Linked DNA regions of Homo sapiens: region 2 is linked to region 1. A link is an interaction called in ENCODE POLR2A ChIA-PET data of the cell type or tissue named here. Cell type or tissue: PC-9. All regions are shown on one strand. Each heading gives the region's core, and the rest is flanking DNA. Links, peaks and the distances in the headings are about the cores only.

What was found. ChIA-PET counts read pairs that join two places held together with the same protein. Peaks named below come from ENCODE experiments on the same cell type or tissue, not always from the same donor. Only the 100,000 strongest peaks of a DNase experiment are listed, where the experiment ranks them.
Region 2: POLR2A ChIA-PET joins it to region 1 with 9 read pairs; 2 of 35 experiments call an interaction of 5 or more read pairs at or near these places.

The regions. Positions count from the first base shown.
Region 1 is chr12:838,978-855,473 of GRCh38, reverse strand. All of the region lies in intron 4 of WNK1 (WNK lysine deficient protein kinase 1), which reads right to left. Among named protein-coding and RNA genes, the nearest start is that of WNK1, 95 kb to the right of the region's middle. In PC-9, for the core only: no CTCF peak of the experiment used is centred there; a DNase peak (open chromatin) is centred at 3,363; H3K27ac peaks cover 1,206 bases.
Region 2 is chr12:1,023,971-1,040,466 of GRCh38, reverse strand. ERC1 (ELKS/RAB6-interacting/CAST family member 1) reads right to left here. Exons shown (of 19, transcript NM_178040.4): 2 at 11,895-12,719. The coding sequence starts at 12,563. Among named protein-coding and RNA genes, the nearest start is that of ERC1, 41 kb to the right of the region's middle. In PC-9, for the core only: no CTCF peak of the experiment used is centred there; no DNase peak of the experiment used is centred there.

The DNA of each region.
Region 1 (16,496 bases), core at 244-8,243:
ATGATAAGCTCTAAAGTCTTTTAAGTACAAGAGTTATATCCAAAGCTGGATAATGCTCAATTACTCATTGTATTATTCCGAAGACCCAATTTGGAGAATTCTACTCGCAGGGCTAACTTTTCACAGCAAGGAACTGTGTAGCAGGGCTGACCCTAAAGTTAAATTCATGTATTTAAAAGCTTCATTTATGAGAATGACTACAAAGATCACTATCTGTATTTTCCTCAATCTTATTTTTCCAACTCCACCTAAGTTTTTCCCAGCTTGTTTTTATCTTCATATAATTCTAGTGAAGACAAAATAATGCTGCTGAAGCAAAAGCCTGCTTTAATTGAGCAAGCTGGTATTTCAAACTTAAGACTTATGAAAATAGGAAATGCAAGAAAAAAATGAATGCCACACACTAAAAATTCTCTGATAGTAAAAAACTGAGCACAGTTGGCCCTCCTTATTCATGGTTTCCACGTCTGTGGATTCAACGAACTGTATATTGAAAATTCAAAAGAGAAAACTGTATCACAGTACTGAACACATACAGGCTTTTCCCTGTCATTATTATCTAAACAATACAGTATAACAACTGCTTACATAGCACTCACGGTGTATTAGCTATTGTAAATAATTTTTACATGTAAATACTATGGGTCATTTTATATTTCTGGAACTTGAGCATCTTCAAATTTTGGTATCCACAGGAGTGTGGGGTCCTGGAACCAACTCCCCAGACAGGGAGGAACAACTGTATTCTGGTTTACATTTGGTTTTAGTTTTCTACAATAAACATATAAAAACTGCATAAACTTTCTTTTTGTAAAGATAAGTTCTTGGCCAGGCATGGTGGCTCACACCTATAATCCCAGCACTTTGGGAGGCCGAGGCAGGTGGATCACCTGAGGTCAGGAGTGCAAGACAGCCTGGCCAACATGGTGAAACCCCGTCTCTACAAAAATTAGCTGGGCATGATGGCGGGTGCCTGTAATCCCAGCTACTTGGGAGGCTGAGGCAGGAGAATCGCTTGAACCCAGGAGGCAGAGGTTGCAGTGAGCCCAGATAGTGCCACTGCACTCCAGCCTGGGTGACTGAGCAAACCTCTGTCTCAAAAAAAACAAAAAAAAAAAGATAATGATAAGTTCTTGCTCTGTTGCCCAGGCTGGAGTGCAGTGGTGGGATTGTGGCTTACTGCAGCCTCAAACTCCTCCTGCCTCAGCCTCCCAAGTAGCTGGGACTACAGGTGTGTGCCACCATGCCCAGCTAATTTTTTGTCTTTTTGGAGAAACAAAGTCTTGCTATGTTCCCCAGGCTAATCTTGAACTGCTGGGTTCAACCGATCCTCCTACCTTGGCCTCCCAAAGTGCTGGGATTACTGGCATGAGCTAACACAATTGGCCCTTCTGATTATTTTGATAGCATTTTAAAAGTCTAGGGCCAGGTGTGGTGGCTCAAAGCTGTAGTCCCAGCACTTTGGGAGGCTGAGGCAGGAGGATCGTTTGAGCCCAGCTGTTTGAGACCAGCATGGGCACAAAGCAAGACCCTGTCTCTCCAAAGAGACAAAAAACTAGTGGGGTGTGGCGGCACATACGCCTGTAGGTCCACCTACTCAGGAGGCTGGGCCAGAGGATCATTTCAGCCCGGGAGGTAAAGGCTGCAGTGAGCCATGATTGTGCCACTGCACTCTCGCCTGGGTGACACAGTGAGACCCTGTCTCAAAAAAAAAAGTTCCTTCTTCCATAAGCACATACATTTCAAGGGAATGTATGTAGCCTACTGGCAATAAAACTATGTATTAATTTAACAAAGCAAATGTATACTGATTCTTCTGTTTTAATCTAGCATAGGCACATTGAAAGGACAAAAACATTTAACAATAAAAGACATTCAGTGTGAACTGGACAAGTAGAAGTAGTTCTGAGCTTCAGGTTTCCTGTCTAGCCAATAATGATAACACCTGTCCAACTGAATTCAAATGTCGTATCTGGGTTCAAAGCTCCTTGAAGTATTAAGTTTGCTGACCCAAGGCTACCTCTGAGTATAAAGGCAATCACCAAAGATAATAAAGGAAGGAAAATCTTTTCTTGAACCTGCTTTCATCCTTGATTATCCTTAATAATAATCCTCTTGTTAATCCTATCCCTGCAAACATATATGAATTCATGACTTTACAAATAGGAATACTCACTGCGCAAAAGATATTAAGATATAGCAAAACCAATAACTGTGCATAATACAACCTTAAATTTGGTAGGTTATGCTGCTTTTTCAACCTACAGCCAAGAGTTTTGTATAGAAAATTCCATACCAATGCTATACCACATATTTAGATACTACTACTGCCTTAAAAAATGTACCATAGGTGCCAAGTTAGCCAATAAAACTGAGACACACCTTACCAGTCCAGTAGCTGGTATTAAAAGATTAAGACTGCTTAATGCTACCCACTTAAATACTGAAAAATATAACAAGGAATTTTACCAGTCAGCAACCATCAATAAGCCAGGATTATTAAAATACCTAGCTGAGGTATTCTGAATCATTTAAGAAGCAAGCATATACAGGTATTGTATATTAAAAGTAAATGTGTACATGGAATGATTATGAAACCTCACTGATCCTAAAAGTGACCCACAGAAAAGTCATCTGGGACATGTAATAGAAAGCTGTTTAAAATAAATACAAAGTTACAGTTTTTAAAATGTACTCATAGGTTTCTCGTTCTTAAGACATGAGAACTCAATGTAATTTTTATAACTGATAATTTTTGAAAGGTGAACTAGATTATTCTTAAACACGATTTTAAGCACCAGACAGAACAAAGTAATGATAACAAGATGTTTTCATGATAAAAGAAGAAAAAAGAACTAAGCTAGATAAATTGGGTTACTATCTTACACAGAACAAAACTAGAGTTTGTTAAGGACATACAGCCCTCTCATTCCACTCCTCCAGAGCCAACAACTCACTGGCTCTACAGATATTTTTCTCTTACTTTTCTAATTCACAAGAGTTATCTTTAGGCAGTAGTGTCATATGTTTTTTGACATGGGACAGTAGCTTATTTTTCTTCATTAAATATAAGTATTTCTTGAATATCTATTGTACACTCATTACAAAACACAAAGGCCACTTCTGCACAATTTTAAATGGGGTACAAAAAAATGAACAACTGTAACTCTATAATAGCACATTGAGAGTCCGATATAAGACAAATGTTTATCAAATTTTATGTTGTATTATTTGAACTAAAAAAACCCCACAAAAACATATGCACATTTTATAGGCTGACTTCTCATTTGAATTCTATATACTGTGTTTTGCCAACTAATCTGCTAGAAAAATAAAAGTGAGTCACAACACAGAATTCTCTGACGCAATCTTTCAGATCCTAAGAATTGCCAGCACTTGCTTCTTAAAAGCTGATGCTTCAAATGTCGTAGGGTAACATTAACATTAACTCTTAATAAAGGTAAACTTTTCCCTAACCATTCAGAATTTACAAAAGCCTACCCCCTCCTCACACAGAATACACCATAAATTCACTAAATTACAGAACTCTAAATATTTTTAAAGCATTCTCAAGTTAACAATTTCAATACTTTAACTGAAAGTTAACAATTTCAATATTGGAAACTTTCTACCAATATCACCAAAAAGGCTACAATATAAACTGTTACATATACTGGAAATTCTTACCTACCTCATTTATACAATCCTTTTGAGGGCAGCAGCAGCAATGAGAATTTATGATGACAAATACTGAGCAAAAATCTTTCTTTTTAATATCCATCAGAAAAGGCAAAACAGATTTCTTATTGGAGGAAAATGAAGGAAAAAATGTCTCTGATGTACATCAGCCCACAGCATAAGGAAGGCAGACATCAAAGTCAGACTGAAACACAGTTTCTTGTTTAACACTAGCCATGCTTCCCCAACTCTCAGACAGGAATTTGCTCTACTCAGCCAACAACAGATTTATTCTAGATGGACAAAACTGCATGCCCAACAGCAGGAAAACTATTCTGTTAATATTCCTTCTGCTTCTCTGCCAACAGTAATAGATCCTAGACAAGCAAAATGGGATTTTTACTTGCTCAATGCTCCACCTACTTTGCGCACAGTTTCTATCTCCTGGACCTATCAAAACCTTTCTTGGATGCTTAACTCTATGTACACTAGAAACCCATTTACCAAAAACACTCCCTTCCTCCAATCATTTTGAAAGTGTACTTTAAAAGAAAAAAGGGATTGAGTTCAATGAACAAAGTGTAAACTCAGAATATGTAGCCAAACGAACACTGGACAGGGAATCACAATACTGGGGCTGGGTTCTCAGTTCAATCCATCACATACTATGTTTGCATGACCTGGACCATATCCCTTAAATTCGTTTTTAAAGTGGAGATAATAGTTCCTCTGTTCACCTAATTTAAAAGGCAGTGATATTAAGGTAGACTACTTTACTACTCTTTCACAGAACATTTTTTAAAAATCAACAGTATTACTACAAGGCTAGTAACCAAAACAGCATGGTACTGGTACCAAAACAGAGATATAGACCAATGGAACAGAACAGAGCCCTCAGAAGTAACACCACATATCTACAACCATCTGATCTTTGACAAACCTGACAAAAACAAGAAATAGGGAAAGGATTCCCTATCTAATAAATGGTGCTGGGAAAACTGGCTAGCCATATGTAGAAAGCTGAAACTGGATCCCTTCCTTACACCTCATACAAAAATTAATTCAAGATGGATTAAAGACTTAAATGTTAGACCTAAAACCATAAAAACCCTAGAAGAAAACCTAGGCAGTACCATTCAGGACATAGGCATGGGTAAGGACTTCATGTCTAAAACACCAAAAGCAATGGCAAAAAAAGCCAAAATTGACAAATGGGATCTAATTAAACTAAAGAGCTTCTGCACAGCAAAAGAAACTACCATCAGAGTGAACAGGCAACCTACAGAATGGGAGAAAATTTTTGCAATCTACTCATCTGACAAAGGGCTAATATCCAGAATCTACAATGAACTCAAACAAATTTACAAGAAAAAAATCAAACAACCCCATCAAAAAGTGGGCAAAGGTTATGAACAGACACTTCTCAAAAGAAGACATTTATGCAGCCAAAAGACACATGAAAAAATGCTCATCATCACTGGCCATCAGAGAAATGCAAATCAAAACCACAATGAGATACCATCTCACACCAGTTAGAATGGCGATCATTAAAAAGTCAGGAAACAACAGGTGCTGGACAGGATGTGGAGAAATAGGAACACTTTTACACTGTTGGAGGGACTGTAAACTAGTTCAACCATTGTGGAAGTCAGTGTGGCGATTCCTCAGGGATCTAGAACTAGAAATACCATTTGACCCAGCCATCCCATTACTGGGTATATACCCAAAGGATTATAAATCATGCTGCTATAAAGACACATGCACATGTATGTTTATTGTGGCAGTATTCACAATAGCAAAGACTTGGAACTAATCCAAATGTCCAACAATGATAGACTGGATTAAGAAAATGTGGCACATATACACCATGGAATACTATGCAGCCATAAAAAAGGATGAGTTCATGTCCTTTGTAGGGACATGGATGAAGCTGGAAACCATCATTCTCAGCAAACTATCGCAAGGACAAAAAACCAAACACCACATGTTCTCACTCATAGGTGGGAATTGAACAATGAGAACACATGGACACAGGAAGAGGAACATCACACACCGGGGCCTGTTGTGGGGTGGGGGTAGGGGGGAGGGATAGCATTAGGAGATATACCTAATGTTAAATGATGAGTTAATGGGTGCAGCACACCAACATGGCACATGTATACATATGTAACTAACCTGCATGTTGTGCACATGTACCCTAAAACTTAAGGTATAATAAAAAAAAATCAACAGTATTTATGTACACAAGTGGTACAAATTTTTTGCCTCTTCTTCTCCCTCCTATAAAAGTCTCAAAATTAAGACATTCCATTTGCCAGGAAGATCTCATAGACCCAAATAAAAACTACTTTAATTTTAGTGATTAAGGGAAAGTTTTTCTTCAGGGCATTAACAAAGATTGTAGAAACAGCATTGCTCATTGCTTTGTTGTAATGGGTAACAGATTAAAGTCCTCTCTCCCTTGTAATTTTGTAAGCTTGAATCCTGATCAAGACAGTGAATGCTAAGGCTTCAATTACCAACAGTACATAAGATAATGGCTTGGAAGCTGTTTGGAAGTAATACATCTAAAGGTTAGAAATGCTACTAATTCTAACAAGCTATCTCAAAGCAACTACCACTAATCTCTGGCTCAACACAATTTGTTACTACTAAGTAGTCTAGGATGTCAGGTATTGCTCAGAAATGCAGCAATGTGTGCTGCAAAAGTGCAGCCTACCTCTAACTTAACTGTATGAGCAAGCCTGTGTAGGACCATGCTTGGCTAAATGAAAGAGCTAGAAAACAAGTGCCACGTGTCCTGCCTCAAAGGTCCATCAGATATAAAGATGTGGGTAGTTTTAAAACTCTATTAGGCAACAAATAAACCAAACTGAGGGGGCTTTGGGGGGCTTGAGGAGACAAAGGTACGATGTAGGCACAAATATCTAGATTCTATAAAGAGCAACCTTTTCTATAAATCAAAATAAGAGTTTTCAATATATTACAACAAAAGTACCATTCACAGATAACAGTTTACATATCTAAACTTATTCCTCTTTCTCTCAAAGTCAGTGCCTTTCTCTGGATTTCCCCTATTTCTTTCAATCGTGTCATTATTTCCATAGTCCAGAGAAGAAACCTTAGTCATCATTGGATGCTTCTTCCCCCACAATATTTAAGTACTACTATTATTCTCTATGGGCTCTTAACACAAAGATAAAGTTAAAAACAACTGGGAAATGGTTTTGTGACTAGTATTCTTACTCTTCTCCAACAGCCAAAGATCTCTGACCAAGCAAAAAAAAAAAAAAAAAAAAGTTTTTACTGGCTTCTTTGCTGCCTCACAAGTCATTGTTTTTGTATTACAAAAGTAACCATCAAAGTTCTGATTTCTAATACCTCATCTCTTTAAGCCTAGACCAGTTTAAGATGGGCCTCATATTTCCATTCTCTTCATCTCCAATTTGTGTTTTACATTGTGGCTAGCTCCTACCATCTGACTCCATTTAAGCATCTGACATTTAACCATTTCCAATCATCTGGTATCATTTAACTCATAATCACACTGCTCAAAAACGGTTAATAGTTCTCCACACCTACTAAATGACCACAGGATCACAGATCTAGAATAAACCAGATTAAGAGTCCTTCCTTGTTCAAATAACAGAAATGTTAATTCTATGTCAAAGTTAGAATTAATCCATTAGCCAGCCAGGCGCGGTGGCTCACGCCTGTAATCCCAACACTTTGGAGGGCCGAAGCGGGCAGATCACGAGGAGGTCAAGAAAGACCATCCTAGCCAACATGGTGAAACCCCGTCTCTACTAAAAACACAAACATTAGCTGGGCATGTTGGCACATGCCTGTAGTCCCAGCTACTCGGGAGGCTGAGTCAGGAGTTATCACTTAAACCTGGGAGGCGGAGGTTGCAGTGAGCCAAGATCATGCCACTGCACTCCAGCCTAACGACAGAGTGAGACTATATCTCAAAAAAAAAAAAAAAAAAAAAAAAGAGAATTAATCCATTAATTCAACTAGTTGACTATGGAGTGTCTCATCTAGTCTAACAGCTATCAGGCAATCTGCTAGATACACTGCACCACCTTCACCACCTAGAAGATAAATATAATTTATACTCCAGTTAAGTACGGGCCGAATCAATGGTAAAACAAAAACTAGAATCCAGATTTTCCAGCATCTAGTTTAATGTTATTTCTGGTCCATGTTATTGTGCTTTTAAAAGTGGTGTGAAAATCATAATTTAACTTCCACCCACATCTTTACCCAATCTCCCCAAAGTAAGTTCAGTCAAACTGGTTACTTGTTCACTGAATACTTTAGTGAACACTTCTACCAACAAGAATACTTTTCCTATTCTGCCCCCTTTTTTCAGTCAACTGAGTCTTATGCTTCTTTCAGGGTATACCTCAAATCATATATACATACAATCCATTAGAGAAAGTAGCAATTACAAAGTATCTATATGAATCCTTTAGCATTTAGGTTATTTACAGTATATCAGAAAACTCAGTACTGCTGTATTTAAATATGGAAAACAATCTTTCTATATCCTTTGTTTTTATTCTGTAGTCTACCGCCTTGTGAATTACAGATCAATATTCAGGGTAGGTAAGTAAGGTCAGCTTTTTTGAGGAATTCTGAAATAATGATTTAATAATTATTATTTAGTACCTAAAACACTGGGAATGCTACCACCTTTAATCTTAATTAAATCACAGCAGAATAATGAAATGCTTCTGAAAATCATGCAAAATGTTCCTAAGATATAGCCCCCTAGTACTGGAACTTTTCTTTTACAATTATAACCTAAATTTGCTGGATAGACATAGAAACAAAATTTATTAAGGAACCAGTTCAGCTAATTCCAATAGATTTTCACTGATAGCACAACAAATTCTAGCTGCTAAAGAAATAAATACAAAGTTTCCTTCAACTTTTTAAACACCATCTAATCAGGAATCAGTCTCACTTGTTTCAGTAAAAAGGTAGGGTGAATTGCAATCTGTTATATAAAAACTAAAAGGAATTTTACCCTAATGGCTTTAGTTCTGTTTTTTCCCAGACAAAATGTTCAAACCTTGCAATCCAAAAGCTAATGGAATCAGTGACAAAGTCAAATTACACAAACAAAGTAATTAAAAATCCCCATTATTTCTAACTTGGTTGTTATAGGGCTGGATTCAGCCAGATTCTTACAGTTATGAACCATTAGTTTACAGGAATTTGAACATACCCTATGATCCCATTGGAAAACAAGCCTCTTTGAACTCCCTACCAAATCAAGCTAGCTCTATCAAAGAAATTAACTTACTCACGATTCCCCAAGGCTCGTTACTCTCTGAATACATGAAAGCTTGTGTACTGCTCCAGTTCAAACGCACTATCCTTCATATAAAAAGTTGATATCATTGCCTGCTACGGTTTTTATTATTTTAAAAGCACACCAAAGTGGTGCTAAATATATTCCTACTTTTACTTGGATCTTCTCATTATCAGTGGCATAGACTTTCATGACAACTGGGTCAAGACTACAAGTATAGCATACAATTAATAAGTTTTTCTCTGTTAAATAGGGGGAATGAACCTTTACTCAGAGCTCAAAACTGCAGTACCAGACTTTTGTTACTCACATCTCCTAAACTTTTTACCCTCAGTTTTCCTTGCGGTCTAGAAAACAGGTTAAAAACAAAACAAAAAAGAGGTAAAGGAAAATAATGTTAATGTTTGTATTAGTATCATGTTAACAGAACCTTGGTTTCTGACTACTATTATTTCTCCTGCATGTCCTTAGGCAAAATGCTTAAACTCTGAGTCTATTTTCTTACCTGTGAAATGAAGACATTATCTACTTATCATGATATAAAAGATTAAAACAGTATATGTAAAGCACTTTGCAAGGTGATCGACAAGATTACAAATAAATGTTAGCTTGTTCTCCCATTTAAAGCTTGATTTTATGTGACACTTAGGAAGCACATTTAAATTAATGCAATTTGCTGAATGTCACTGGTTAACATAAAAAGAGACACCTTATTTCACTACTAAATATGTATTAATAATAATGATGTTGATGATAATGGTGATACCTATTAGGTACTGATTGATAACTGTATGCCAGGCACTTTGCCTTTCTCATTTAATCTTCACAAATACTTTAGGCTCAGAGAAGTAAATAATTTGCTCAAGGTCTCACAGCTAGGCAATGACATTGCCGGAATTTGAAAGGAAGCAGATCCAACTCCAGAGCCTATTTCTTCCACCTGAAAAGGCAATCCTGAGCTGTTAAATACAAACTCTTCTTTGTATCCTTTTTCTAAGTTAGTACTAAATCTACAGAAGGGGGAGAGTGGTTTACTGGTTACTAATAGCCAGGGTATACACAATAGACCTGGGATGAAAACCAGAAATCTAGAGTGGCTGGGGTCTGTGGGTGTGTTTGTATCAGGAAGCCCTAGGATCGATCTCTTCCAATGGATAACCACGCATGTTTCTTTAATAAGTATGCAATAGTTAAGCAGACAGACACTAACATATTTTAAAATTAGTTAAATTTACTAACTAAAAATTTAAATTGCAAGCTGACTTAAGAGAAGGTACAGGCCGGGCGCGGTGGCTCACGCCTGTAATCCCAGCACTTTGGGAGGCTGAGGCGGGCGGATCACGAGGTCAGGAGATCGAGACCATCCCGGCTAAAACGGTGAAACCCCGTCTCTACTAAAAATACAAAAAATTAGCCGGGCGTAGTGGCGGGCGCCTGTAGTCCCAGCTACTTGGGAGGCTGAGGCAGGAGAATGGCGTGAACCCGGGAGGCGGAGCTTGCAGTGAGCCGAGATCCCGCCACTGCACTCCAGCCTGGGTGACAGAGCGAGACTCCGTCTCAAAAAAAAAAAAAAAAAAAAAAAGAGAAGGTACAATATTTCAAGGCCTATTTCAACACAGAATCATCATGATTGCTTATATAATTATATAAATTATATTATCTAAGAACTTATTTAAACCCTCCACATTTATCTCAGCACCCAAAACATAAGAAAACTTTTAGGAAAGTAACAAAGACCACAGCCCTTTTTATTCTTTACTAGAAGCCAGAAGATGGGAATGGAGATTGGTAAAATCTAGACAGTATTTCCTAGGCAAGAAGTATGGTAATGGACAGTGCAGAATTAAGGACTGTAGAGCATACACAACTAAATTTTCATAGCTTAGAGGAAAAATAAAGCACAAATGCATGCCACCTGCGGCATCCTTAGAAACTAAGGATTCTAGCACAGTTCCAATGGACTTACTCTTCAAGTTTTTTATTCCACATTTTCTACAGCTTGATTTACCGGTTTTCCTTTTTAAAAAGCAACAACCAGGCCTGGCGTGGTCGTTCACGCCTGTAATCCCAGAACTTTGGGAGGCCGGGGCTGGTGGATTGCTAGAGGTCAGGAGTTTGAGACCAGCCTGGCCAACATGGTGAAACCCCCATCTCTACCAGAAAATACATGTTAGCCGGCTGTGGTGGCCCATGCCTATTGTCCCTCCCAGTTACTTGGGAGGTTGAAGCGGGAGAATCACTTGAACCCAGGAGGCGTAGGTTGCAGGGAGCCAAGATCGCACCACTGCACTCCAGCCTGGGCGACAGAGCAAGACCCCGTCTCAAAAAAAAATAAAATAAAATAAAGAAAATTTTTAAAAAGCAACAACCAAAAAGGCAGAAAAAATGCAAAATTGCATATAAATGCTATAATAATATAATTTTTAAGTCAAATTGGTTACTTATAATGCTACTTAAAAGTTTACATGAATGACTGAACAATAGTTTATTTAAATAACATTTTGGTATTATACTATATAGCCTACTTTTTATTTAATTAACCAAATAAAGGTACATGGAACTGAAAAAGACCTTAAGGGATTACTGACCCAGCTCATACTTCTCAAACTTTAATGTACATATGAATCACCCTTGGACTATGTAAAATGCAGATTTTAACAGGCCTGGAATGGGGCCAAAATTTTACACTAAATACAAGCACCCTGAGATGCTGATTCTGTTGGTCTGAGGACTGCACTTTGCATGGTTGGTTTGCTAAAACTGTGGTTCTCAAAGGTGTGGTATAAAGACCCTTCAGGGTCCTCAATATCCTTTCTTGTGGTCTATAAAGTATTTCCTTTTGCAACTACATATCTGCATGAGGCCAGATTTTCTTCATATACTTCAACCCAAACAGCATATTGTAACAGACTGAACAGAAAAGCAGATATGAGAATTTAGCAATCTTCTTTTAGACTAGACATTAGATTTGCAAAAATGTGGAAATGCCCCTCTTCTCAGTAAGTTTTTAAATTTTGTTTTGGAAAATAGTTATTTGTCATAAAAATGTTATTGATACCAACATATACAGGGCTTATGTTATTTATCATTTTTAAATGCTTTTGCAAATTCTATTTTAATTTATAATACGGTAAAGTAGATAGAACACAAGTAAATAAAAGCTCTTTGGGGTCCTCAATAACTTTAAAGAGTGTAAAGGATTACTGATACCATGCTGAACTAATCACTCAAGCCTGGGCCAGGCGTGGTCGCTCACACCTGTAATCCCAGCACTTTGGGAGGCCAAGGTGGGTGGATCACTTGACCTCAGGAGTTCCAGAACAGCCTGACTAACACGGTAAAACCCCCGTTTTAACTAAAAATACAAAAATTAGTTGGGCATGGTGGCGGGTGCCTGTAATCCCAGCTACCTGGGAGGCTGAGGCAGGAGAATTGCTTGAATCCAGGAGGCAGAGGTTGCAGTGAGCTGGGATCATGCCACTACATTCCAACCTGGGCGACAGCGAGAGACTCCGTCTCCAAAAATAAATAAATAAATAAATAAATAAAATCACTTGAGTCTGTTAGCTGTCTTGGTCCCTTCTCAAAAATTCTCAGATGACAGAATCTCAAACCTTTACCACCAAGGCCTCTGCAATATTATACAATGTTGCCAAGTTCTTATGTTCAATTACAGTTTCTCTTCCTTCTTATGTAACCTCCTGAAGATCAAGAAAACAGTTGCTGAGCATCTCCCTCTTCCAATAATGCATATAAGCCCCTTCCCTCAAGAAATTCAAAGGAACAAGTTTTACAAATTGACAATGATGGGTCTTGACAAAAAAGGACTCCTAACATTAGAAAAACTGTCTTGAAACATTTTACGGACTACACCAAGGGAAATTACAATTTGGTCTGCCCTATGAAGTCTCAGGGAAGAAAGAACAAAGTGAGAGTAGTAATTATAGGGTAAAAATTAAGGGGAAATACCTAAAAAAATAAAATAAAATAAAATACAGACCTAGCCCCATAATGGAAAGAGTTAAACTAGTTGTTCAGAAATTACAACTGAGATTTGAGAACCTACAGAAGAGCCTTTCTAGTCCTGGGATAGCCTTTCTACCTATTATTGTTTTCTGCTTTATTTGCACCAAATAGTTTTTCCTATTCTATTAGGTTCATGCAAAAGTAATTGTGTTTTTTGCCATTAATATAAAATATATTGCTTTTATAGGTACATCAGTTTCTACTTGCTGCTATTCAACTTCATTTTAGTAGGATAATTCTGAAGGTCACCTCAAATTTCACTTCTCTTTCACAGAGTAAATACAACTCTCCCAAATATACATAATGTCTGATTTTGACTATATTTGACATTACTTTGAATCATTTATTCTTCAAAATATTAATGAGTGCCTACGGTGTGCTGTGCACAATGAATACAAACAACGATATAATAAACCTAGCTCTAGGACAATACCTTTTAAGACACTCTATATTTCCTCCTTCATGTATGCTATAGTCTGAATGTTTGTGTCCCCCTAAAATTTTTATGTTGAAATCTAACGTCCAATGAGACAGTATTAAGAGGTGAAGGTCTTTGGGAGGTGATCAGGTCATGAGAGCAGATCAGGTCATGAGGGCAGAACCGTGAAATGGATTACTGCCCTTATAATATGAGTCCGGAGGGAGCTTTTTGACTCTTTCACCATGTGAAAATGACACGAGAAAGTCCGGTCTATGAGGAACAGAACCTCACTAGATACCAAATCTGATGGCACCTGATCTTGGGCTTTCCAGCCTTCAGAACTGTGAGAAATAAATGGTTGTTGTTTATATGCCACCTAGTTTATGGCATTTTTGATATAGCAGCCCAAATGGACTAAAACATTGTTCTCAATCTCTCTCCAGATTAAGAGGCAGCTATAGAGTCAAGCAGTTTAACATTGAGAAAAAGAGGAAGAAACTAAAGAACTAAAGGGAAATAAAACCTGCTGAATAGAACAAAATGTAGTATATATATGCAATAGAATATTATTTAACTATTAAAAAGTACTGATACATGCTACCACATGGATGTACCTTGCAAACATTTTGCTAAGTGAAAGAAGCCAGACACAAAATGCCACTTATTGTATAATTCCATTTACATGAAATACCTAGAATAGGAAAATCAAATCCAGAGACAGAAAGCAGATTAGTGGTCGCTAGGGGATGGGTTGGAGAGGAGAATGGGAAATGACTGCTAACTGGTATGGGGCTTCATTTTGGGGATGATGGGAAGGTTCTGGAATTAGTAGTGATAACTGCATTAACATTGTGGATATACTAAAAACCAGTGAACAGTATACTTAAAAATGGTTAAAATGGTTAATTTTATGATATATGATTTTTGTCTCAGTTTAATAAAAAACAAAAGCTGCTGAACAACTGAAAACAGGTTAAACACTATACTGAGAATACAGAAACAGTGACACCAGTCTTTCCAGGTTCTGTTAAACTTACTATCAAAGACATCTTTCATTTAAGAAGATTTTCTTCTCAACTGAGCTTTTGAGTTTGCATTTGGCAAATAAAAATGTTAAAGTTTTAGTTCTACTCTTAACAGAGAGAAAAGACTGCCTACACATTTTCTGACCTGTTAAGTAGCTACTTGTTTGCACCAAGATTCTCATGTCTTTACAAATACAGAGGCTAACGCATTCTTATAGAAGAACATCACCACTACTTTCGTAGATCAGTAATTTCTTACAGGACTCTACAGGGGAACATGTTTTACAAAGTTCTGGTGACATATGTTTAACACAGGAGTAAGTAAATTTTCCTGTTAAGGGCCTAATAGTAAATATTGTAGGCTGTATGTATCATACAGTCTGTTGCAATTATTCAACTCTGCCATTATAGTGTGAAAACAGCCATAAATAATATGGAAGCAAGTGAGTGTGGCTGTATGCCAGAAAAACTTATTTATGGACACTGAAATTTGAATTTCATGTAGTTTTCGTATCATACAAAATACTCTTCTTTTGACATTTTCCCCAAACATTAAAAAATATAAAAACCAGCCAGTCATGGTACTCGTAAATGTAATCCCAGCATTTTGGGAGGCTAAAGTAGGAGGATCACTTGAGGCCAGGAGTTTGAGACCAGCATGGGCAACATAGTGAGACCCCACCTCTACAAAAAAAAAAAAAAAAAAAAAGCTGGACATGGTGGCACATGTCTGTAGTCCTAGCGATTCAGAAGGCTGAGGCAAGAGGATCACTTGAGCCCAGAAGTTCAAGGCTACAGAGAGCTATGATTGTACCACTGCACTCAAGCCTCGGTGACAGAGTGAGACTTTCTCTCAAAAAATTAAAAACAAAACCAAAAACCATACTTATGTCATGGGCTGTACAAAAATGGGCACCAGGCTGAATTTGGCCAAGAAGCATAGTTTGCTACTCCATTTAGAATACGACAGAATGGGCCAGGTGTGGTGGCTCACACCTGTAATCCCAGCACTTTGGGGGCCGAGGTGGGCGGATCACTTGAGGTCAGGAGTTCGAGAGCAGCATGGCCAACATGGTGAAACTCCATCTCTACTTAAAAAAAAAAAAAAAAAAAAAATTAGCCAGGCATGGTGGTGGGAGCCTGCAATCCCAGCTACTCAGGAAGCTTGAGGCAGGAAAATCACTTGAACCTGGGAGGCGGAGGTTGCAGTGAGACAAGACTGAACCATGCACTCCTGCCTGAAAGACAGAGTAAGACTCTGTCTCAAAAAAAGTAATGATTGGTAAGTTAGTAAATAAAATATATAAAACATTTCATATACAAATTATAAATTTTATAGTCCCCAAATCTAAAGTTATATATTTAACCTCACAATCAGGTTTGATATTGTTTGATCTTAAGTATATATATGTACATGAGCATTTATTTTCATAAATGTTAAGTGGAAAAAAACAAATGAGGTTAGCTCAAATCTAATTCACAAACAAAATCTCTCTAATCCATCCACTTTGGCCTTCTCTCTTACAACTCCTTATTTCAGACTATTAGTCATTTCCCTTAGATTACTTCAATACCTTTTTAACTGAGTTTTCAACATTTAGTCTTTCCTCAGAAATCCATTCTCCACTCTGCAGTCAGAAATAATCTTTCTAAAATTTAAGTCTGTAGGTGTTGACATACATGATAGCTACCCACTTTTAAAACAGTCCCCTCAGTGCTCTACATTAAAGTCTAAGCTTTCCTTTTGTCCCTTATCCCTTGCCTTGTCCTTTTCCTACTTCCAAACTTGACAAGATACTCAAAATCATGCATCTTCATATATAACACTATCTTAGTCTTTCCCTAATTCTTTAACACCATATCCCTAACCTGTCCAAACTTGATTAGGTACCACTCTTACATGCTTTCATTAAGTACCTATCCCTAAAATAAGTGTTTTCTATTGTATTGTAACTGTTTGCTTTATTTGTTTGTTCCCCTTCCCTTGGTAAGTTCTTTAGAGACAGGGACTGTGTTTGACATA
Region 2 (16,496 bases), core at 4,884-12,883, 180 kb before region 1:
GGCATGGTGGTGGGTGCCTGTAGTCTCAGCTACTCGGGAGGCTGAGGCAGGAGAATGACATGAACTCGGGAGGCGGAGTATTGCGCCACTGCACTCCAGCCTGGTTGACAGAGCGAGACTCCGTCTCAAAAAAAAAAAAAAAGAAAAAAGAAAAAAAGAAAAAGAAAAATGAGTATTTTTAGAAATGTGTATGGTAGCACAAAAACAGTTCATAAAAGCATTTCTAATCTTGTCCATAAGGGAAGAAAAGAACATTTTCAAAAACAAAATTTATCATTTCCTCACTGAAAGCACATTTTTTGTAATATTTCTCTTTTTCCCAAAGTCACTCCTAATTTATCACAACAGAGGTAGGTACATGATCTCCAATAAACTTGTTGTTAACTAAAACAAAATAAGGGACATCTAATAGTAGAAGTTTGTAAAAAAATCATAAATCAGTATTAACTTTAATAAATAATAACTTTCAGGAATTGAGAGAATCACTCAAGGTATCTGCTGTCAAACAAAAATACCACAATAAAGACAGAGAACCAAAACACAAATCGAGCTGGATGAGAACATATATATAAAACTGTATCTTCTAATGGCTTCTCCCTCTCCACTTCTTACTCCCATAAGCAGAGGCATGTAGCTGATACTGAATTAACTAGAAAAGTGAGTTCCCCAACATTAACAAGCACACCTTTATAACATCTATATGCATGTACCTGAGGTCACAGTCATTAGTCTCTTATCTCCAAATTCTTATGAAAAACTTTTATTCAAATAATTAAAACCAAATTCATCATTCCTTACTCTAAATTTAGTTCCACTTTCTAATCCATTTCCGTTGTTAATCGTAGGGAAAAGAGTTCCCCAATCTCAATACCATGGTTCACTGTATTCTTCTCTCTTGCCGTCTATATCCAAATATTTCTTTTCTTTCTTTTTTTTTTTGACAGACTCTTGCTCTGTCACCCAGGTGGAAGTGCAGTAGTGCACTCACAGCTCACTGCAGCTTCCACCTCCTGCGGTCAAACTATCCTCCTGCCCTAGCCTCCCAAGTAGCTGGGGCTACAGGCACATACCACCATGCCAGCTAATTTTTTATTTATTTATTTATTTATTTTTATTTTTTTTTTTTTTTGAGACAACGTCTCGCTCTGTCACCCAGGGCTGGAGTGCAGTGGTGCGATTTCGGCTGACTGCAAACTCCGCCTCCCGGGTTCACGCCATTCTCCTGCCTCAGCCTCCCGAGTAGCTGGGACTACAGGCGCCCACCACCACGCCCAGCTAATTTTTTTGTATTTTTAGTAGAGACAGGGTTTCACCATGTTAGCCAGGATGGTCTCGATCTCCTGACCTCGTGATCCGCCAGCCTCGGCCTCCCAAAGTGCTGGGATTACAGGCGTGAGCCACCGTGCCTGGCCCTAATTTTGTTTTTTAAGAGATGGGGTCTCACTATTTTGCCGAGGCTGGTCTTGAACTCCTGGGCTCAAGTAACCTGCCCACCTTGGCCTCCCAAAGTGCTGGGACTACAGGCACGAGCCATCGTTCCCTGCCTATATCCAAATATTTCTTTGAAAATCTCATGGATGTGCACCTTCTTCTCCATTCCTATTACCCTGTTTAATCCAGGTCTTCTACAAGAAACTCATTTCCTTTCCCCACCTTTTCTTCAATCCACTCTGCTGACAGCAGTAAAAGCTGCTCCTGAACAGTATTTTTTATTACATCATTTATGCCCTCGTTCAAGAACTCCCTAGGGCAACTTACTATTACTTTCTTCAAAATCTTCATTGAGTAAATCAGATTAGGAAAGAAAAGGCTGGGCACAGTGGCTCACGCCTGTAATCTTAGCACTTTGGGAGGCCGAAGCAGGTAGATCACCAGGTCAGGAATTCAAGACCAGTCTGGCCAAGATGGTGAAACCCTGTCTCTACTAAAAATACAAAAATTAGCAGGGCATGGTGGCGTGTGCCTGTAATCCCAGCTGCTTGGGAGGCTGAGGCAGAGAACTGCTTGAACCTGGGAGGCGGAGGTTGCAGTGAGCCGAGATCCCACCACTGCACTCCAGCCTGGGCAACAGAGCGAGACTCCGTCTCAAAAAAAAAAAGAAAAAACTATACTTTAAAGGGTGAATTCAATTATATCTCAACAAAATTGTCATAAAAGAAGGAAAGGAGATGGGGAGGGAGAAAAAGGACAAAAGGACCTGGGAGGATGGGGTAAACTCCCTAAATGTTTCTCCACAAAGTACCACTTGATGCCATACCCCCTTGGGCGTTGTGAAGAGTTCAATGACTTAGGGCACCCACGCAGCTGTCAGAAGGCAATCTGACCTCCCAGTGACCACTTCTAGTGATGATGAAGCATTACTTTGTGAAACTGTTCTTTCATCAAATGGAAATAGTTTTTTTCTTTTTCTTTTTTTTTTTTTGAGACGGAGTCTTGCTCTGTCGCCCAGGCTGGAGTGCAGTGGCGCAATCTCGGGCTCACTGCAAGAGCCGCCTCCCGGGTTCACGCTATTCTCCTGCCTCAGCCTCCCGAGTAGCTGGGACTATAGGTGCCCGCCACCAAGCCCAGCTAATTTTTTGCATTTTTAGTAGAGACAGGGTTTCACCATGTTAGCCAGGATGCTCTGGATCTCCTGACCTCATGATCTGCCCGCCTCGGCCTCCCAAAGTGCTGGGCTTACAAACGTGAGCCACTGCGCCAGGCCGGATATAGCTTTTTTCAAAAATCCATTCCTCCTTGCAGCCAAAATTTAAAACCTTAATATTTGTGCTCATTTTTCCAGTGTTTGTTCTCCAAAAACAATACTAACAAAGAAAGAAAAAAGGAAAAATCTCCTTCAACATGGCTGTCCACCAAATACTTAAGAGTATAATTAAAATGTTGCAAGTCTTCTCTTCTTGAGTTCCTTCAGCCATTTCTTATAAAGTATGGTTTCTAAGCACCTCCTATACTCTTCTGGGCATAACAGTGCACTCATAACAGATGGCAAGTTCCAGAGGGTGGTACGGTTTTAAATGTTAAAAAATGAAACTATGACCTCCACTGATTAACATTAATGTAACTAAAAACTAAACCCATTTTCTGATTTCTTTTGCACAATAAAGAGGACCCCCAAATTATATTTAAGATGCTATCTGCAAATTTGCTGTAAATTAGCAAATCTCTAAAAACAATTTTATTTCACTGAGATGAGATCACACACTACACTGCACTATGAGATCCAAAAAGACAGAGGAAAATAAAAAGTGAGAGAGAAACTGCAATTATCTGGCAAACTCTGCCCTTATTTCTTCATATAAGCCCTATCTCATATTTGTGCAACATTTTTATTAGCTCTGCTTAATTATTTTTCATACTTCACTACATTCCAGATAAGCAAACTTACCAACTGTAAAAGAAGCAAATTTCCCACACTGATTTAAATACCTTCACCTATGATCAAGACCTGATAAATGCATAGTTCAAATTTCTGTAAGCCATACATGTACAAATTTTGCTTCTCGAAATGATTGTTAACTCCCCAAAAGGAACATTATCCATTTTACATTTGATTTCATTTTCTCATGGCACTCTGCATAGTGCCTTTAACACATTCCCCTTCTGAAACAACAAAAAAGATTAAACTTATCTGGGCAATAAACAAGGATACCAATTTATCTACATCTCCTTGTTAAAACAGAATTATCAAAAAGAAAATTAAAACAATAATCTAAGACATAGATCCCAAATTTTAAGATCAGACTTTAAATGACAGTGAAACAACTAGCAACCTCATGACAAAGTTTATTTAAGGCCAGGAGCAGTGGCTCACACCTGTAATCCCAACACTTTGGGAGGCCGAGGTTGACAGATCACCTGAGGCCAGGAGTTTGAGACCAGCCTGCCCAACATGGCGAAACACCATCTCTACTAAAAATACAAAAAATTAGCCGGGCGTGGTGGCGTGCACCTGCAGTTCCAGCTACTCAGGAGGCTGAGGCAGGAGAATCACTTGAACCTGGGAGGTGGAGGCTGCACTGAGCCGAGATCGCACCATTGCACTCCAGGCTGGGCAACAAGAGCAAAACTCTGTCTCAAAAAAAAAAAAAAAAAGTTTATTTAATGGCAAATAATAATGGCTTTTATCATGCGGCAAATCAAGATACAACCTAAAATTATATAAATGTTAATAGTCAAAAGTCTCCAAATAATGAGAAAAAAAAATGACAAAGAATTACACAAGGTTATCTTTTTGCAGTTCTGAACTAGAAATTCTCGATTCCTAAGTAAATGAGCAACATAAAAATCAGACTCCAAAAAGAGAAGAAACACAACACACAAGGCAAAAAACATTAAATTCACCTGCCGTCCTATAATATTAAACAGTATTTTGTTCATGAAATATTTCAATGACAGTGCTTTAAATAAACATTTTTAAAATAAGCTTCCAACTAAATTTAACATACAGAATTATTTCAAGGCATAATTTAAAAAGTATGATGATAATCTGGTTAAATGCTGTTTAGAATTTAAAAAAAAAATCATCCAAAGTATTTTTTTTTTTCTGAGACGGAGTCATGCTCTGTCTCCCAGGCTGGAGTGCAGTGGTGCGATCTCAGCTCACTGCAAGCTCCGCCTCTCGGGTTCACGCCATTCTCCTGCCTCAGCCTCCCGAGTAGCTGGGACTACAGGTGCCCGCCACCACACTCAGCTAATTTTTTGTATTTTTAGTAGAGACGGGGTTTCACCGTGTTAGCCAGGATGGTCTCGATCTCCTGACCTCGTGATCCGCCCACCTCAGCCTCCCAAAGTGCTGGGATTATAGGCATGAGCCACTGAGCCCGGCCCCATCCAAAGTCTTAGTAGCTCTGCAGTTCCACCAAGCTCACAGCTAGATTTTCATTCTTTGTCAAACATACACCAAAAACCTTCCTGACTCCCAATTTTAAAAAAGAAAAAGAAAAAGCCTTCCCTGTTACATACTATTCTAACTCTCCAACCAGCAGTATTTGAAAGTTCAGTAACAAAAGGATGAGACATAAAAATTGCTGAGTATTTATATCAGAAACATCTTCTAAAAGAACTCCATAATAAAGAACCACACATATCAAGTAATTCTAAGCAAATGCGTCTTTACATCTAATAGGATCCTAGAACAAGATCTCTATGGTCCAATCAGATCCAATATTTAGAATGGACCTAAATCCCCAGTCTCAAACTGAAATGGGGAAACCATTTAATTACTGTAAATCCTATTAAACCAATCTTCTTTATCAAGTGGAAGATGCCTGACCTCTGAGGGCTATGGAGGGTATAATGAATGCAGAGTTTAATTAGGCCCCACTGCTGGCTGACTATAATCTATTAATTAGCATTCTCTGTCTCTGTATCTCATTGCAGTGTTTCACTTTACTTTAAAATTGCACCCTTCGTTTTTTGGACCAAAGTTATACAATTTTAGGATTGTGTAGTAATTACAGTGGGTATACGGAGAATGCATCGCTGCCAGCACTGGTGTTTAATTAGGGCAAGGGGTGGAATCTAGATAAGGCGGTGTTCACCATTCTTCAGCACATATGGGTTTTTTGGCATGAAAATCCTGTGGACTGTTTCACTGGAACTGAAGTATTCAGAAGATTCAAATATTTTGTCTTTGAATGCAGACTGATACTTAGAAAGGATATTACGTATTTTCCACACAGCTTCTGAAGTACAGGCATAAACAATTGCTTCAATTATTCCAAAATGAACAAGTACGCCAATAACTTTTTTCATTAAAATTGACATTTCTGAGTCACTTCATAATAAAAACTATCTTAGTGAGGGGCATAGTTTCAGCATCATCAACAAGGTATAACGGTGACTAGCTAATTCCAGGTATAATGGTGATAAATCCAGTAACTTCAAATCTACTCTAAATTTGATACACACACACACGTATAATCTGACACACACATATACTGTCAATCCATTCTTGAAAAGTAGAGCCTTTAAAAAGAAGTGTTTATTCACATGCAATTTTTCCACAATATTTCTTAATTATTTTAAATTTTTATTTATTTTTTTATTTATTTTTAAGAGACAAGGTCTCACTATGTTGCCCAGGCTGGACTCAAACTCCTGGACTCGAGGGATTCTCCTGCCTCAGCCTCCTGAGTAGCTAAGACTACATGCATATATTACCATACCCAGCTCACAATATTTCTTATAATAAAAAATTATGTCTCAGCCACTTTTCAATTAAATCAAACTGTGATTTTTTATTAACAATACATTTGAAATTGTATAATATTCAAATATGATACACTATGATAATTATCTAAATACATATAAAGAATCTCATATTTGGGCACTAGTATACACCATTACATACTCCAAATTTACCAATCTCATTTTTACCAAGAAAAAGAAAAAGAACCCAATACAACCCCTAAAAATACAGATACAGTTTCCAAGACCTAGGTTATATTGATACTTAACCACAAAACTAAAGAAAGCAAACTCATTTTTTTCTCCTGATATTTACAATTCAATACCAAACTATAAAAACAGAATTTAAGCTGGGCATGGTGACTCATGCCTGTAATCCCAACACTTTGGGAGGTTGAGGCGGGCAGATCACCTGAGGTCAGGAGTTCGAGACCAGCCTGGCCAAAATGGCAAAATCCCGTCTCTACTAAAATACAAAAAATTAGCCAGGCGTGGTGGCACATGCCTGAAATCCCAGCTACTTGGGAGGCTGAGGCAGGAGAATCGCTTGAACTCAGGAGGCGGAGGTTGCAGTGAGCTGAGATCGTGTCACTGCACTCCAGCTGGCGACAGAGCAAGACTCCGTCTCAAAAAAAAAAATACAAAAATTAGCCGGGCATGGTGGCACACGCCTGTAATCCTGGCCACTCGGGAGGGTGAGGCAGAAGAATCGCTTGAACCCGGGAGGCAGAGCTTCCAGTAAGCCGAGATTGTGCCATTGCGCTCCAGCCTGGGCAACACTGAGACTCCAGCTCAAAAAAAAAAAAAGGCTGGGTGCGGTGGCTCATGACTGTGATCCCAACACTTTGGGAGGCCAAGGCAGGTGGATTACCTGAGGTTGAGAGTTCAAGACCAGTCTGGTCAATGTGGTGAAACTCGTCTCTACTAAAAATACAAAAAATTGGCCAGGCACGGTGGCTCATACCTATAATCCCAGCACTTTGGGAGGCTGAGGTGGGCGGATCATGAGGTCAGGAAATTGAGACCATCCTGGCTAACACAGTGAAACTCCATCTCTACTGAAAATACAAAAAATTAGCTGGGCGTGGTGGCAGGCGCCTGTAGTCCCAGCTACTCAGGAGGCTGAGGCAGGAGAATGGCATTAACCCGGGAGGTGGAGCTTGCAGTGAGCCGAGATCACGCCACCACACTCCAGCCTGAGCAACAGAGCGAGACTCTTGTTTCAAAAAAAAAAAAAATTAGCCAGGCATGGTGGCACACACCTGTAATCCCAGCTACTCCAGAGGCTGAGACAGGAGAGTCACTTGAACCCTGGAGATGGAGGTTGCAGTGAGCCAAGGTTACGCCACTGCACTCCAGCCTGGGTGACATAGAGAGGCTCTGTCTCAAAACAACAACAATTAAAAAAAAAAACCTGAGAATGTACTATCATTTTATATTTAGGAATTATTCTTTTTGGTGTTGTACTTCAACTGACAAATTCAACTAATTTACTTGGTAGTGCAATGCAAATTAAAAACTAAAGTCAGTATTGTACTGACAACTCAAAAATGTCAACTGAAGAAAATGTACTTCTCTGCTCTGCTGTCATATATCATTTGAACATTTATCTGGTGCATCAATGATTCACAAGGTGAAGAGACATCAAAATCACCTGGAGGGCTCTTTGTAACTAAACATATCTAAAATTTTAAACACCCTTTTCCCCTACACATGCCCCATCCACTGAGGGTCCCTGTCACAGTTAATGATCATTACGAACAAGAGTAGGTCACATCCCTGAGATATAAAGTGGTAGAATAAAGGATGAGACACACTGAGCAAATGGTCCCTTGTTTCTTTTCCTTTCATGGTTGAGCTCAAAAGTGCCACAACAGAACCATCACAAATTGACAAACAGGCAACAGACAAGTTTAAGACTTAGATTTACACCCGGCGCAGTGGCTCCTGCCTATAATCCCAGCACTTTGGGAGGCCAAGGCAGGCGGATCACGAGGTCAGGAGTTCAAGACCAGCCTGGCCAACATGGTGAAACCTCATCTTTACTAAAATACAAAAATTAGCCAGGTGTGGTGGGGGGCACCTGTAATCCCAGCTACTAAGGAGGCTGAGGCAGGAGAACTGCTTGAACCAGGACCCAGGAGGCAGAGGTTGCAGTGAGCCAAGATCGCATCGCTGCACTCCAGCCTGGGCTACAGAGCGAGACTCCATCTCAAAAAAAAAAAAAAAAGAATTAGATTAGATTTACTAAATTCTAAAGATCCCAAGAGTGGTTTCTCATCAGAACCACCAGAGAAGCTTGTTCGAAACATAAGTTCCTGGACCCCATCTCCAGAGATTGTACTTAGCTGGTATGAAGGGAGGCCTGGCAATCTATGTTTTAACCAAATATGCCTGTTGATGCTGATGTTTCTGAGCCAGCATTTAAGAACCCTGTCCTTAATTTTAGACCCCATCAGTGGGGTCTATTTTAGCTTTTTTTCTTTCTTTACACATTCTTAAAGTCTTAATGACTCAAACTCAAAGAACTTTCTAAGGAATATTTTTTAAAGGACAATTTCTCTTCTTTAAAGAAGCTAAGTCTCTAAGAAAGAGATTTAAGTATATTAAAACATTCAAATTTTGAGTAGTGACAACTTAATAATTGATTAAAAAGTAAAAGCAAAGTAGTTTGAAGTTATAATGTATCTGAGAAAGAATAAAATTATCATAATTTCTAATTACTTAGAAATCTGATTCAAATGAATTCAAGGTTTTTAATTTGCGTTGTACTACCAAGTAAATCTGAAGAATTTTGGCCCTGTGATATTAACTAGAATAGATACAATAGAATGGTAGGAGGCATTAAAAATAACGATTTAGATATATATTAGAGGCCTCTAATATACAGTAGAAATGTTGTTAGCTAAAAGAAGGTCACAGCATAATACCAACAGTATTCCATTCAGGTAAATCCGTTACGTGTATATGCATAGAGATATTTCAGTAAAGAGAAATGTCAAAATGTTAACAGTGGAATAGCAAAGTTGTCAGTAGATGGGAGGATCTGGAATATATTTTGCTTTCATATCTATGCTTTTCTGTTTTATATTTATGAACAGAAAAATTGAGCTATTTTTATAGCTGAAAATGTGTCTGGAGCTTTAACATACAAAATGTAATGTAACTAGAGATCTTCAAGTAGCCAAAACAGTAGATCTGAATATCTGGACTGCATAATAGTAAGAATGGTAAGACAATCAACCGAAATCTTAAATTAGATTTACAGTCATATGTTGCTTAATGACAGAGATATGTTCTGAGAAAGGCGATTTCATCACTGTGCAAAGATCATCAAGTGGACTTATACAAATCCACCTGGTACGGCCTACCACACACCTAGGATATAGGATATAGCCTACTGCTTCTAGGCTACAAACCTGTACAGCATGTTACTGTATTGAATACTGTAGGCAACTGTAACACAATGGTAAATATCTGTGTATCTAAACACATCTAAGCATAGAAAAGATACAGTGAAAACACTGTATTATAATCTTTGTTTTTTGTTTTGTTTTTAGAGACAGGGTCTCACTCTCACCCAGGCTGGAGTACAGTGGCCCAATCTCGGCTGACTGTGGCCTCGACCTCCCAGGCTCAGGTGATCCTCCTGCCTCAGTCTCCCAAGTAGTACAGGCGTCCATCACAAAACCCTGCTAATTTTTTTTCTATTTTTTTGCAAAGACAGGGTTTCACCATTTTGCCCAGGCTAGTCTCAAACTCCTGGCCTTAACCAATCCGCACCCTCTCAGCCTCACAAAGTGCTGGGAGTACAGGTGCGAGCTACCACACCTGGCTAACACTATATTGTAATCTTATGGGACCACAGTGATACATGAGGTCCATCATTGACCTAAACATCTTTGTGTGGCAGATGACTTCTTCATCAGAGACACAGATCATTTCTGATTGCTTCTTTACTTCTTAGTATCATTTAAGAACACTGCAGAAATTGATATCAGTTGCTTTCTTTATAATTTTTATTAACCTAATCCAAAAATAAAGTGTAATACCAACAATGAGGTAGCTAATTACATATTCTCCTTTAAGAGTATAAGACAGCTTTTTTAAGGAGGAAAAAAACTCAAGCTTGCAAGTTTAAGAAAACTTCTAAAAGTACAGACAACTTGGGCCATGGGGGAAAAAAATGTGAAAAGAGAAAAATTCTAAAAGTCTTTTAAACAAAAAGTATGGGCCTGGCGGTGGCTCGCGCCTATAATCCCAGCACTTCGGGAGGCCAAGGCAGGTGGACCACCTGAGGTCAGGAGTTTGAGACCAGCCTGGCCAACACGGTGAAACCCCGTCTCTACTAAAAATACAAATATTAGCCAGGCGTGGTGGCGGGCACCTGTAATCCCAGCTACTCAGGAGGCTGAGACAGGAGAATCACTTGAACCTGGGAGGTGGAGGTTGCAGCGAACTGAGATTGCGTCACTGTACTTCAGCCTGGGAGACAGAGCAAGACTCCGTCTCAAAAAAAAAAAAAAAAAAAAAGTATGTTTAACATTTTAACTAGTAGAGCCTGAATATGATTTGTTCACATCTTTGGAGTCATCAGCTTCCTCACTGAATGTGGCATGGCTATCATCAAACATCAACTATAACCTGGAGGAGCACAGAAAAATAAGTGAATATTTCCTGTAGCTAATGTGACAGCACTTAGCTCTCAAATTGCAAAGCCCATAATTATAATGCCCAGTCATCTCATTTATTTTCTACAAGTAAACAATCACACCAAGTTGCCTTTCCTCCACCTTAAATGTAAAGAATTACAGAACGAAAAGCTACAAAAGCATCCTGAAGTTAAACTTCCATGAATGGCAACAAAAAGAACAGGTACTTATTGTTTGTACTTAATAAATACATCATCAACATTAACTTTTTTTTCTTTTTTGAGACAGAGTCTCACTCCAGACTGGAGTGCAGTGGCGGGATCTCAGCTCACTGCAACCTCCGCCTCCCAGGTTTACGTGATTCTCCTGCCTCAGCCTCCTTAGAAGCTGGGATTACAGGCACACGCCATCACACCTGGCTAATTTTTGTATTTTTAGTAGAGTCAGGGTTTCACCACGTCGCCAGGCTGGTCTCGAACTCCTGACCTCAATGATCCGCCCACCTCGGCCTCCCAAGTGCTGGGATTACAGGTGTGAGCCATTGCACCCGGCCAACATTAACTTTTTAAAAGTAATTTCTGTTCTCAGCTGACAACACTGACTTATCCTGTGATAGTCATTTTGTTTTGTTTTTAAGAATGACTTTTTGACATTATGACAAATCTTAATGGTATACCTTACATTTAAGTTACCTACTCTAAAATACATTTGGTAATAGATATTAGAGAGTGTGGCAAAATTATACTCTCAGAAGAATTGGAAAAAAAAAAAAAAGATAACATATGCTGAAAGGAAAGACACGAAGAGAAAGAGAAACCAGAGAAAAGAACCAAGCAAGAATGGGAGCAAGGAGACATGGGCAGCTAGAAGAAAACAGGGTACAGGACCAAATTTGGAAAGGGCTGAGAAATGGAGGACACAAAACAGTAAAATCAATAGGAAAAAGGAAGATACATATACTACGAAGGGAAAAATCTAGGAAAGGGGAAAAAAAGGCTATTTCATTTATATACATGAATTCAGCCAATAAAGGTAAACACACGTAGAACTTACCTGGTTTTCCTCCTGTACAACTCTGTACTGTTCCTTCCAAATGGTGATTTTGGAAGCTTCATCTTTTCTCAGGGCTCGTTCCTTCTTCAGCTCTGGGCTCCAGAAGGTCTTGATGCTATTCATTGAAGAACTCAATTTGCTCTCCTTTACTTCCACATCCTTCCGCAAGAGATCATTTTCTCTTAATACTTCCTTCAGCTGTGTCTGCAGATCCATGATTGTGTTATCTCTCGCCTGACGAAGGGAGTGAGGTACAGTGGATGCCATACTCACAGGAGGGAGGTGATGCTCTCCAAATGCTATGGTGTCACTAGCAACCCCACTGCTAGCTATATTGGGGCTACTACCCATAGCAGTCATCCGAACACCGTAAGGCAGACGTCCCCCAGAACGGCCAAGTGTCATGGTGCTTTTAGGTGTTTCTGAACCCACATTTTCATGGTCACTTAGATACATAGGGCCAGAGGTGGCATAGGCAGCATTTAAAGATTGTATATTTTCCATTGAAAGGGTTTTCCCACTGCCACCTCCAACACTGCTTCCCGAACTCCCTCCCGTACTGTTGGTTCGACGGTGACCCAAGCGAGGGGAACGTGGAAGCCTGGGTGAACGCCCAGGGCTCTGGCTGCTCGGCTCCACCTTCCCAACAGAGCGGGCACTTCCATACATGGTTGCAAGGTCAGGAAAGGTGTGAGCAGAAAATCAACAACAACAACAACAAAAATGGGAACCTTGTGAGGTGTCTCTATGGCTACAAGTTGGTTTAAGGTTAATCAGAAGAAGGTCCCCAGCTGTCCAATCTTGAAGAAGTATCTTACACCATATCTGTAATGAAAAGATCACACATTAAATCCTCCAATAATAAATATTTCCCTTCTCAGAGACTTTCCATTACCCCCACTTAAAGAAGATCTAGCCCTTCTACCATGTATGTACTCACGCATTCAGAATGTGATTACAGCATAATGTACTCATAGTAAACAATATTTTAGAGATATTTTAGATGTCTCAAAACTGAACGCTGAAAACATACCATGCAACTGGAAAACAAACAAAAAAAGTGCCAAGTGCAATGGCTCATGCCTATAATCCCAGCGCTCTGGGAGGCCAAGGTAGGAAGATCGCTTGAGGCCAGGAGTTCAAGACCAACCTGGGATACATAGCAAGACCCTGTCTACAAAAAAGAAAAAGAAAAAAAAACAAGAAGTATAAAGATTGACAAGGAAAAGATTAAACTCAATGTCTGAATATCTGACTTGCTAACTGAAAACCCAAGATAATCAACTGACAAGTTATTAGAATAACAGAACTCAACAAACTGGTCAAACTCAATATCAATATATAAGTATCAATGTATACATCAGTAGTAACAACTAGAAAATGCAGTTTTTAATTTAAAGGAAATTTTAAATCCCATTCACAACAGCAACAAAACCATAAAAGTACTTTGATGTAAATCAACAGAAATGTGCAAGAATTTTGGGGGAAAAAAACTATAACATTTTACTGAAAGACATGAAAGAACACCTAAACAAAGTTATCTGTGTTCATGGATGAGAAGACAAACACTGCTAAGATTTAGTTCTTCCCCAACTACTTAGCACAATCCCAGTGAAAAATCTCTACAGGATTTTGCTAACCAGCTATAGATCCCTTCCTTTCACAGGTGTTGAAGGATTTTTCAAGTAACTCAACAAGCTGACTCTAAAATTCAAATGGAGAGTAAAGATACAAGAGTAACCAAACAATTTAAAATAGATGAACAAGGAAGGAAGACAGCCCTCAACAGCAACATAAATTACAAATCCATAATTCTTCATTTGTACTGCAAAAATCCAAAAACCTCTGAAAATAAGATTTTCCTTTTAACTCATCTAGCAGCAAACCTTGACCTGATCTGAGCTTACTTACTGTTTATATGTATCCCACATAGTGTGACTTCATATATTTCATTAAGAAAACAATGTGTGTGATTACTGGATACTACATAATGTCCACTAAGTATTACTGGAAAAAATTCCTGACAACAAAACCACATCTGACCTGCAAGGTTTCTTACAAAGTATTGTAGCCTTGTAAAACTATAATAACGAAAACTGTATAGTACTAGCCCAAGAACAGGGTCTAAATTATATATGGGAATTTAATATATGTTAAAAGTAACGTTTCCAAACAGTGAGTGATATGGTTTGGCTGTGTCCCCACTCAAATCTCACCTTGAATTGCAATCATCTTCATGTATCAAGGGTGGGGCCAGGTGTACTTAACTGAATCATGGGCGCAGTTTCCCCTCTACTGTTCTGGTGGTAGTGAGTGCGTCTCATGGGATCTGATAGTTTTATAAATTGGAGTTCCCCTGCACAAGTTCTCTTGCCTGTCGCCATGTAAGACATAATTTTGCTCCTCATTCGCCTTCTGCCATGATTGTGAGGTCTCCCCAGCCATGTGGAACTGAGAGTCCATTAAACCTCTTTCCTGGCAGGGTGCAGTGGCTTACATCTGTAATTCCAGCAATTTGGGAGACCAAGGCGGGTGGATCACCTGACATCAAGAGTTCGAGACCAGCCTGACCAACACGGCAAAACCCAATCTCACTAAAAGTACAAAAATTAACCAAGCATGGTGGCAGGTGCCTGTAATCCCAGCCACTCAGGAGGCTGAGGCATAAGAAGCTTGAACCCAGGCGGCAGACATTGCAGTGAGCCGAGATCGCGCCACTGCACTCCAGCCTGGGTGACAAGAGCGAGACTCCGTCTCAAAAAAAAAAAAAAAAAAAAACTTTCCTTTTTAAATTACCTAGTCTCGGGTATGTCTGTATTAGCAACATGAGAACAGACTAATACAGTGAGGAAATGAAAAATCACTCAATAAATGAAGTTTAAATACTTGTTGCTCTTTGAGAAACATAACGTATACTCGTCTTCACATAGTACACCAAAATAAATTCCATATACATTAAAGATATAAATTTTTTAAGCCATTAAAAGTACTAGAAGAAAATTTTGAAGAATATCCTTGTGAACTTGAGTTAGGAAAAGGCTTCTTAAATAAAAAACCAGAAGCAAAAACCATAAAGAAAAACAACCAACACACTTAATTATGTCAAAATGACAAAGTATTATACCAAAAAATGCTGTAAATAAAATTAAAAGATAAACCAAAAGCTAGGTGAAAAATACAGTGAACATAAGTATAATGATCTGTAAACAGAGTATGTAAAGAATTCCTACACGGGAAATGCCAATTTTGAAACAGCGATAATTAGAGGGAAGGAAACTTGTGTTATAAAGGGGAAAAATGTTTGTGGAGGCTTTAGCTCAACTTAGAAAGCTTTACACTCAAACTACCATAAAGCACCTGAATTTTTTTTTCAAAAAAGAAAACATGTTCATACTCTACAAGTATAACTAAAACAAATTTTAAAACCACAGGCAGTTGTCCCTTGGTATCTGCTGGGGACTGGCTCCAGTAGAACGTATCCAGATATCCAAGACTGCCCCAGACAACAAAAATCCCAGGATGCTCAAGTCCCTGATTCAAAATGACACAGTAATTGCATAAAACCTATGGATATCCTCCAGCATACTTTAAATCATCTCTAAATTACTTATAATACTTAATAAAATGTAGATGCTATGTAAATCGTTGTTATACTTATTGTGTTTTTTATTTGTATTATTTTTCCATGTTGTATTATTTTTTCCCAAGTATTTTCTTTTTTTTTTTTTTTCCACTTTTTTTTTCAAGGTGACTTTAAGATTCTTTCCCAAATATTTTTGGTCCACAGGTGGTTTGAGCTGTGGATGCAGAACCCACTAAACTATAGCTATCAACTTTATAGACTTCTTTCAAAGACAATATAGATCTAAACTAGATCTCTCTGATTTCCTAGCATCATTTCAAAGCATTGGCTTAGGTCAAGTAACAACAGGCTTCAGCATATTAAACAATATTTTCCCAAAATCCATTGTTATGTAAATTGATTCTTATAAGTGTTTCTTCATTGAAAACAGTACCAAGTAAATCATATTGTCAAAAATGAGATTCTAAAGACAGTATCTATTCTGGTCAAACAGGTTAAAAGTCCTCAAAAATGTGAACACACAGGTGGTTTGAAATAACAGGCAGGTGGTTTCAAACCTGTGGGGGGAGCGGGGTGGAGAGGCGGGAGATGTTTTGTGTTTTTGTTTGTTGAGACAAGGTCTCCTCTGTCACCCAGGCTGGAGTGCAGTGGTACAATCACAGCTCACCGTGGCCTCAACCTCCCAGGCTCAAGCACTTCTCCCACCTCAGCCACCCGAGTAGCTGAGACTACAGGCGAGCATCAGCACACCCAGCTAATTTTTGTATTTTTGGTAGAGGTGGGGTTTCACCATGTTGCCCAGTCTGGTCTCGAACTCCTGGGCCCAACGGATTCGCCTGCCTCAGCCTCCCAAAGTACTGGGATTACAGGCGTGAGCCACCGTGCCCAGCTGATGGTACTTTCTTACAGCAGCCCTATCAAATTTACGTATCTCATCTCCTACATAAGAGAGAAACAAAGAAATCAAACAGGAACTATCTCAACTTTCTCTCTCCACATGTTCATTGACAGCAACAACC